Linked DNA regions of Homo sapiens: region 2 is linked to region 1. The links are chromatin contacts, found by Hi-C in ENCODE. All regions are on one chromosome and are shown on one strand. Each heading gives the region's core, a stretch centred on a gene start or an enhancer-like site at or near the end of the contact. The rest is flanking DNA. Distances are from core to core; before and after follow the strand shown.

The links. Hi-C counts contacts between places; a loop is a spot of excess contacts on that map. Pooled maps may share reads with other maps.
Region 2: a map of HCT116 shows a loop between it and region 1 (10-fold over the local background). The contact joins the enhancer-like site here to the promoter of ABCG4 in region 1. A Hi-C loop is called at or near these places in 3 of 168 maps with a recorded cell type or tissue (HCT116, endothelial cell of umbilical vein and heart left ventricle), 1 of 37 single-sample maps with no recorded cell type and 13 of 50 pooled maps.

What each region holds. Positions count from the first base shown.
Region 1 is chr11:119,146,886-119,151,431 of GRCh38, forward strand. ABCG4 (ATP binding cassette subfamily G member 4) reads left to right here and starts at 2,167. Exons shown (of 15, transcript NM_022169.5): 1 at 2,167-2,478; 2 at 3,069-3,318. The coding sequence starts at 3,081. RefSeq lists an enhancer at 1,549-1,608 and a silencer at 2,266-2,345.
Region 2 is chr11:119,472,577-119,477,122 of GRCh38, forward strand. All of the region lies in intron 3 of USP2-AS1 (USP2 antisense RNA 1), which reads left to right. Among named protein-coding and RNA genes, the nearest start is that of THY1, 52 kb to the left of the region's middle. RefSeq lists enhancers at 842-1,342, 2,722-3,016, 4,036-4,537, 4,538-4,546. Within about 2 kb of position 2,280, at least 2 of the 41 ENCODE cell types and tissues checked have a DNase peak (open chromatin) inside an H3K27ac peak, as active enhancers do.

The DNA of each region.
Region 1 (4,546 bases), core at 917-3,416:
CAAGTGATTCTTGTGCCCTAGCCTCCAAAGTATTATAGGCATGAGCCACCATGCCCAGCTAATTTTTGTAATATTAGTAGAGATGGGGTCTCGCCATCTTGGCCAGGCTGGTCTCGAACTCCTGACCTAAAGTGATCCACCCACCTTGGCATCCCAAAGTGCTGGGATTACAGGTGTGAGCCACCATGCCTGGCCTATAGTCTACTCTTGAGAATAAAAAATCTTAATCTGCTGAGTGTGGTGGCTCATGCCTGTAATCACAGCACTTTGGGAGGCTGAGGCGGGAGGATCACTTGAGGTCAGGAATTCGAGACCAGCCTGGTCAACATGGTGAAACCCCATCTCTACAAAAAATACAAAAATTAGCCGGGTGTGGTGGTGTGTGCCTGTAGTTCCAGCTACTCAGGAGGCCGAGGCAGGAGAATCGTTTCAACCTGGGAGGCAGAGGCTGCAGTGAGCTGAGATCTCACCACTGCTCTCCAGCCTGGGTGACAGAACGAGACTATATCAGAAAGAAAGAAAGAAGCAAAGAAAGAGAGAAAGAGAGAGAGAGAAAGAAAGAAAGAGAAAGAAAGAAAGGAAAGAAAGAAAGAAAGAAAGAAAGAAAGAAAGAAAGAAAGAAAGAAAGAAAGAAAGAAAGTTGTGTGCCAAAGAATAAAGCTGGGTGGCATTAAGACATGGAGGTTATCTCAGGAGGATGAAGAGCCTGTCTAGAAAATAGAGGGAGACAGTCCATTTGGGAATAAGGTTCTGAGAGGCCCAATTAGCAGGGTAAAATCAGGGACTTTGGGATTCAAGCCCTGCTTTGCCACCAACTATTGCTTAACCTCCCTATGCCTCAGTTTTTCATCTCTAAAGGGGGGTTGTAAAACCTGTCGCATAGGGATATTGTGAAGATTAAATAACATAATGCCTGGTACAAAGTAGTTAATAAATGCAACTGTTGGGGGATGGGGAGGTCTATAGTAGCTGATGAGAAGTTGACTTGGAGAATGGAGGGTCCATCTGGAGAACAGGAGGTTGGTCCTGAGGAATGGTGGTGATGTGGGGCATGGAGTTGGGGGAAGATAGGAAAGACTGGATCCAAACCCCACACAAACCTCAGAGTAACAGGGCGGGGCCTAGAGAAATCCTCCAGGGATCGCCAGCTTTTAGGGCTGTGGAGAGGTGGTTGGGAGGGGGGCCAGCAGGGGAGAGGTTTGACTGCTAGTAACCCTCAACTGCTGCAGTAAGGAGAAGCCTCAGCGGTGGCAGTCACACCAGCAGCCTCAGAGCCTTCCCTCCCCATCGTCTCTGCTGTGTGACAGGTGGGAACTTAAAAGCTCAGATCACGTGTCTTGGCTAGCTAACCTACTTACCCCTTGAAGACATAGTGGCTGGGACAGGCAAGGGCCAAGAGGAATTGGCTGAGAAAGGGGCAGAGCAGGGGAAAGCCCCAAGTGTGTTCTGGGGACCTACATTTGAAGGCTTTGGGGGCAAGGGAGAGAATGTGCAGGTGCATGAGATGCCCAGGGCATGTCTGCGAGCCCTGTGCATGCCCTGGCACACAGGTCCCTCCAGGATATGGCATGTGCCTGTCTTGAAGGCCTGTATCTGGCTAGGTGACTACAGTCGGAGCAGGCTGAGCACTGGGTTCCAGTTTAACTCTGGAGCTACTGCAGGCTCTCCCAAAGCTGCTGCCATTTTCCCTTCTTTATTAGTGTCCTAACTCAGAGAAAGTGTGAATGGGGAGACAGGAGGATGTTCCAATGTCCCAAGGCTCCTGCGTTTTTGAAAGCCTTTGCACCTCGTTTGGGGATTCCTGGAGGGAGGCCTGCGCTCATTCATGGGCTGGAACTGAGGGAAATTGTTGGGGGACTGGTATCGTGTGTGAAGACAGACTGACACCTTTACAATCCCTCCACTTTCCCCCACCCCCAACACCCTTGCCTAATCTGTCTTCCAGGGACTTGTCCCCACGGAGTGACTCCAGCTCTCCTTTCCTCACTGCCTCCAAGTCGGCCCTTTGCCATCAACCCCCAGTCCTGAGTTCACCCCTGCACCTCCTCCGGCCCCCGCGCCGCAAGCGCTGCTCTCTCCTTTGCCGTCCTCGCCCCCCGCGGGCTGCCGGGCGGCGCGGGCCCTTTAAGAACGGCGGGACCGGCGAGCAGTAGCTGGTAGGAGAGCGCAGTCGCCCCGCGGGCTCGGAGGACACAGCGTCCGGGACCAGGCTCTGGGAAGCGGGTGTGCACAGCCCAGCAGAGTCAGGGCGCGACCCCAACCGCCTCTCACCATCCTTGCCGTCTCCTCCGAGCCGAGGGCCGGCCCTCCTGCCTCGCCTGCCCCGCCCCGGCCCCGCCCCGGCCCGGGCCGCCGGGACCGGGAGCCGGGACGCGGGTGCCGCAGCCCGAGGCAGGTAAGGGGAGCCCCGGCTCTCCGTCCCCGGTCCGTGGCAGCGCTGAGCATCCCGGCCCCGCACCGGCCCGGGGGCGCGTCAAGGTGACTAGGCATGCGGGAGATGGGGCGGGGGCTTGAGCTGCCGTGGGGCGCTTAGTTTTGAGTCCGGGTGGTGCGCCTGGCTTTGGGGACAGCCCGGGGCACGCGGGCCCGGGGGTGCCGGCGGGAGGGGCCGGCCTGGGCGTCGCGCCAAGGGATGGGGAGTGGGACGCAGCCGGAGGCCTGAAGCCTCCTCCTCTCCGCCTTCCCCTGGTCCGCCCTGCACTCACCCTGCTACCCCGACCTCCTAGAGCGGGCAGCCTCTGCCGGCTGCCTCTTCTCCCCCGCCCCCTATTCCTTCAGTCCCCAGGGGCTGCTGGCCTGCGGGGTAAGGAGATTAGAGAAGCCGCCGGGAGGAAGGAGCGATTGAGGGCTTCAAGGGGACGGGCTGGGGTCAGGCTGGAGCTGGGCTGCCCGGGACTGAGCGTCTCCGTGCGGAGAGTGGGGGGCGGGGGCAGAGTGCGGGGCTAACAGTCGCGGATCTGCCCCGAGAAGGAGGTGGGCAGTGGGGGCGGGGGAAGCATTAGAACGCCAGGGAGCTTTGAGCCGGGCTCGGTGGTCTGCCCCAAACTGAGCAGGCCCTCCCCTTGCAGGTCGGCGGCGTGATGGCGGAGAAGGCGCTGGAGGCCGTGGGCTGTGGACTAGGGCCGGGGGCTGTGGCCATGGCCGTGACGCTGGAGGACGGGGCGGAACCCCCTGTGCTGACCACGCACCTGAAGAAGGTGGAGAACCACATCACTGAAGCCCAGCGCTTCTCCCACCTACCCAAGCGCTCAGCCGTGGACATCGAGTTCGTGGAGCTGTCCTATTCCGTGCGGGAGGGGCCCTGCTGGCGCAAAAGGGGTAGGGAACAGCCTGGTAGGGGGAGTCCGTGGGCCCTCTCTGAGTTGCCTCTCCAGAAGCATGAGGCCTGGGTGTCCCATGTTCGGAAAGTCCTGCACCAGTGGGCTCTGTGGAAACACTAAAATCTGGGCCCCAGCCCGTTGCTCACTGTGCACTCTTGGGGTGTCAGGATCTACGCTCCCCCACACCTGTGAGCACCATGGGATACTAGGTGCAATTGGTTATTGAAGCTGTATCTTCTAAAGAGATCCCGTGACCTCTGGTCCTTGAGTGGTCCTTGATGAGTTTTCCTTCTTTTGTTTATGGAGGATTCCTACCTGTGAGGGCTGGTATGAAAAAGTAGGGGGCTGTGTCTGCAGGGTTGAGCAATACCCTTGGACCTAATTATAAAGACGTTCTCATTCCTGTCATCTTATTCCATTCTTACCACAGTGCTCAGAAGCAGGGAGGGTGGCGGTTTGGCAGGATAGATGTCATCTCCATGTTACTAATAAGGAAACTGAGGCCCAGGGAAGTTGAGTAACTTGACCAATGTCACACAGCTAGTAAGTGGTAGAGCTGAGACCAGAAGCCCGGTTTCCCAGCTCTCCATGCATTGTTCCTTTCTCTCTCTTCCCTGTACAGCAGTCCCATCACTTCCCTCTTCCCGCCCATGAGGACAGGTTCCCCTGAACCCTGACTAGCCCCTGCAGCCCCTACCCTGAGCAGCTTTAGCTGCTAGTAGGGAAGCTGAGGCTGTTTCCCAGAGCCTGGGTGTGGGCCAGGGGTGGGGCTGGGACATTGTTCTCTGAGGTTCAACAAATAGGTTTGGGGTGCTTCAGAGCAGGGCTGAGCATGATCTGCCTCTGCACTCTCCAAACCCTCACTCCCATGAGTGACCAAAAGGTCACATGGCTGAACCAATGGAAACTGAGGCATCTGGGCTTCCTGCCCAGTGGGCCCTGTCCCTAAGCAACCTCTTTCGGTCCTGAGACCAGCTCTGGGCAAAATCATGAGGCAGTTGTTATTTCTTTAGCCCTCTCATTTCCTCATAATTTTAAGAAACTAAGATTTTTTTTTAAAATGTGTCTAGACGGGCCAGCTCTCCAGTTGCTTCCATGTGCCAGCCACAGATTGATATCCCTCACCTGGCCCTTCCCTCCTTTTGACCTTGCCAGCCTCATTCTGCTGTACTGGCCATTTTGCCATTTCTTTCATCCGTTGTCCCTTTCTCTGCCCCCTGCCCTCC
Region 2 (4,546 bases), core at 1,030-3,529, 330 kb after region 1:
GAGGCCTCAGAAGAAACCAGTCGCGAGGATGCCTTGATGTCAGACTTAACTTCCAGCCTCCAGAACTGTGAGGACATTTTTGCTGAGGCCTCCCAGTCAGTGGTGCTGTGAGCTGGAAGAAACCTTGGAGGTCATCTCATGATCCATCCACTTCTGTTTACTGATGGGCAGATGAGGCCAAGAGCAGGAGTGCAGGGCCACAAAACGAGTCAAAGACAGCGCTCCCAGGCCAAGGATGGCTTCTTAGCCTGGCAGATGCCAGGACTGAGGTGCTGGAACAAGAGAAGCTGGGGGAGAGACAGGTGGGGTGCAGGTGGGAGGAGGGGGCACCCTGTCCTGGGGCAGGGCAGGTACAGTGTGCTCAGGGGAGGAGGAATCTGAGGGAGCGCAGTTCGAGCTGCCCACGTGTGCGTGTGTGCGTGTGCGCGTGCACAAGTGCGTGCTGGTGGTGTCGGGAGGGAAGGCAGGGAACAAGCGTTGTCTCTGCCTCCAGGAAGATGTGGTTGGCGGGGGTGGAAAGTGGCCTCTGGAGGTTTGACCAAGTTGCCTCCGGTGGCTCGTGTCTGTAATCCCAGCACTTTGGGAGGCCGAGGTGGGAGGATTGCTTGAGCCCAGGAGTTCAAGACCAGACTGAGCAATATAATGAGACCCTGCCTCTACAAAAAAATTAAAAATTAGCCAAGTGTTGTGGCACACGCCTGTGGTCTCAACTACCCGGAAGGCTGAGGTGGGAGGATTGCTTGAACTTTGGAAGTGGAAGGAGGTTGCAGTGAGCCGAGATGGCGCCACTGCATTCCAGCCTGGGTGACGAGCCTGTACTTCAGCCTGCACTCCAGCCTGGGCAAGACCCGACCCCCCACCCCTGCCAAAAAAAAGACTACTCTGGCTGCAGTGTGGAGGGCACCAGTAAAAACAGAGCAGCACCACTCTCAGCCTCATCTCATCTCCCTGAGCCACACTTCACATGGAGGCGAAGGGTGATGGCAGCATGGCTCAGGGAGGTGAGATGGCGCTGAGTGGTGCTAGGATCCGAGATCCAGGGTGAGGGCAGAGTGAGCAGGAGGGGGAGGCTGATTGAATTGGGTGCAGTGGAGGCTGGTGAGGGCCACTGACAGCAGGTGGATGGACTAGTCTGGAACCCAGAAGAAAGATCTGGGCAAGGACTTAATTTGAGAATTAAGGCTAGGTTATAGGAGCAGATGTGGCTAAGGGAATACATGCAGAGGAAAAAGAGAAGAGGCCTGAAATGGAACCCCTAGAAACACCTACATTTATAGGATAGCCTTTAGAGAAGGAGCCTCTCTGAGTTTTCTCATCTGTAAAGTGGGTATAACTATGCAGGCCGTTGTAAGGATTAGAGAAGCTGATGTATATAGTGTTGGTGCTCCATTGATGGGACAGTCACATGCCACTGAACGTCAGGGACACATTCTGAGAAATGCATTATAAGACTGTTTCGTCATTGTGGGGACATCGTAGACTGTGTTCACACAAGCCTAGGTGGTACAGCCTGCTTCGCACCTAGGCCACATGATAGAGCCTGTTGTTTCTAGGATACACACCTGTACAGCATGTGACTGTACTGAACAGTGTAGGTGACTGTAACACAATGGCAAATATTTGGGCATCTAAACACAGAAAAGGTAGAGCAAAAATACGGTATTATAATCTGATGAGATCACCACCCTATGATGTGCACGACTGGGTTTGTAACTATGACATGGTCCGCATCGCTCTTCCTCCTGTGCTACATTGTCTGTTCCAGAGCTATAGCCTGAGGACTGGGCTTCATTGCTGAATGCAGTCCTGTATCCAGACATTTGGTTCTGTTAATGCAGCCCAAAGCTGCACTTGGCTGCTGCTGAGCATGGGGTCAGCCAAGACCCCTGGATCTATGTGAAGCACGCCTTGCACCCAAGAACCCATGAGACCCTCGTCATGGACCAGGCCCCATGGCAGGAGCTAAGGGCAATTCTCAGACCTAGAATCCTCACTTGCCTTTTTCAGGCAAAGACAGGGAATTGATGGGCATCCTGAGCCTCCGTCCTTCAGTGCTCTGGGAGCCCAGGCAGCTGTCAGGAAAGGGACAAGGCCAGGGACTGGGAATGTGGAGGGAAGGGGCAGGTTTGAGGAGATCCTGGGTGATGAGAGAGGGACTCTCCAGGCTAGGGCATAGATGCCCTGGGTCCCCCTATCCCAGCCTCTTACATCTCTCAGTGAAGCCATGTCCGCTGCCCATGACAGGGAGTCTGGCTGTAACCATCTTTTGGAAGCTGGATGCCGGGCTAGTGGCAGTGGTTGGAGCAATGCTACCTCCTAGTGGTCTGATCTGCAAGTGCAGTCAATGGATGTGCCAGAGATCTCAGAGCTGCCCTCTGGGACCCCCACCCCACCTCTCCTGGGGTCACAGACTGCCTTTTGGTCAGCCTGTCTTAGTCTTGTCTGTAGCCACCTGTCAGCCTGCCTCCAGCTGTTTTTACCTCAGCATGTCCCTTCCGTTCTGGCTCATGTTAGCCGTCGCTCTGTGGCATATCTCTCTTACTCTGTCTGCCCTGCTGGCTTGGGCTGTCCGTTCCTCCATGTCTCATTCCATCAGTTTTCACCTCACCCTCTGCTGGGCCCTGGCTCTCTATTCTGCTTCTCACTTGTTTTGGACTTCTCCCTGCCCCCTATACCCTGTCCCTGTGTCCCCGAGCTGGGGTCATGCCTGGGGTCATGTCTGCCCTCTTCTTAACATTGAAGCTGGTTCTTGAGAAATACAGAGGCTTTTCTGCTTTTTCCAGGATGAGTCAGGAACTCCTGGAGTGAGAAGGGCTCAGGCCTCACCCAGCAGTGACCTCAGAGAGGGTGTGCAAGGTCAGAAGAGCCTCCAGCTGAGCTCAGCACTGTGACAACAGACTTTCCAAAATATGCTTAAGGGTCTGGCCGGGGCTGGACATGCTCCAGCAGGTGTCAGGGAAGAAGAATGAGCAAGCTGGCTGAGTCTGAGCCTGGCCCCGCCTAATGTTGTCTCCTCCCTGAAGCCTCCCCTCCCTTCTGTGCTACCACAGTTCTTAGGTCTGTGGCGTCCTGAAGCCACTGGTGCCATGTGATGGTTTGCATTTCAATTAATTAAAATTACATGAAATGAAAGACTCAGTTCCTCAGTCACACTAGCCACATTTCAGATGCTGAATGTCCACACATGGCTAATGGCTGTTGACCATATTGAGTAGCACAGAAGAGAACATTAGCCGCATCACGGAAAGTTCCATTAGTCAGCACCTTCTTAGAATAATCTTTGGAAAACATCCCTTTCTTCTTTTACTTTCCTACCCTCAGAGGGAGGATAGGATCATAATGTGTCCATCTCAGGATCCCTAGGGTCCAGCATGTCACGTTATATACATTTGTTGGCTGGTTGGCTAGATGGATATATGGATGGATGGGTGAAGGGAGGGAGGGAGAGAGGGATGGGTATATGGGTGGATAGATGGGTGGGTAGATAAGTAGATGGATGATGGATGGATGGATATATAGATGAATAGATGGATGGTGGGTGGGTGGGTGGAAAGATGGGTAGGTAGACGAATAGATGGATGAATGATGGATAGTGGGTGGGTGGAAAGATGGGTAGGTAGATGAATAGATGGATGAATGATGGATAATGGATGGATATATAGATGGATGGATATATAGGTGGATGAGTGGGTGGATGAGTGGGTGGATATACGGATGGATGGATGGGTGGATGGGTGGATGGTTGGATAAATGAATGGATAGATGGATGGATGAGTGGATGGATGGTTGGGTGGGTGGCTGGACATGTGGCTGAGTAGATGAATGGATGGATGGATATATGGATGGATGGATGGATAGATGGAAGCTTGAATTCCCAAATTTCTATGCCATGGAAGTCACAGGGGGACCAAGGAAGTGGGCAGAGTTGCCTCTGAACTGGCCAGGTGAGCTGGTCTGTGGAGATGTTGCTCTGCTCCAGGTTCTGCAAATGAACAGAGGGGCTTTGATGACCCTCAGCCTGAAAACTTGAACTTGTGAGTAGCTCTCAGGGGACTTAGAGCTACAAGAGCTTGGGGGTTTCTGCAGGTAAAGCGAAGGACTGAAGGGTCAGCTGTGGGGACTTCCTGTTTCAGGGTGAGCACCTAGCTGTGTCTAGGGTGGAAGTAGCCAAGGTGGCTGGGAGTGGATGAGCTGGAGGAAGGGTAGCCAGATCCAGGCCTCAGGGATGGGCTGTCTGGGCTCACCCTTCTGCAGCTTGAACCCCAAGGAGTGGGGCCAGGTTCTGGGAGAGGGATGGGGCAGCTGCAAGGCTTGAGTCCAGCTCAGTCAAGGGCAGACAGGAGTTGAGGCCAACCTGGGAGGAACCCTTCCCAACACAAACCGTTACCAGCAGCTGGACCTGGACAGCCAGGGCGGTAGTGGTCTGACCCAGAGCAGGAGTCTGATCCAGCAGGAGCAGGAGCTCAGTGGCAGCCTCTGTTCTATCCCCATGGGCTGCTCTCCACTCAGTACTCCGGAAGGCTCCTGAGCAAACTTGCTGCCTTGT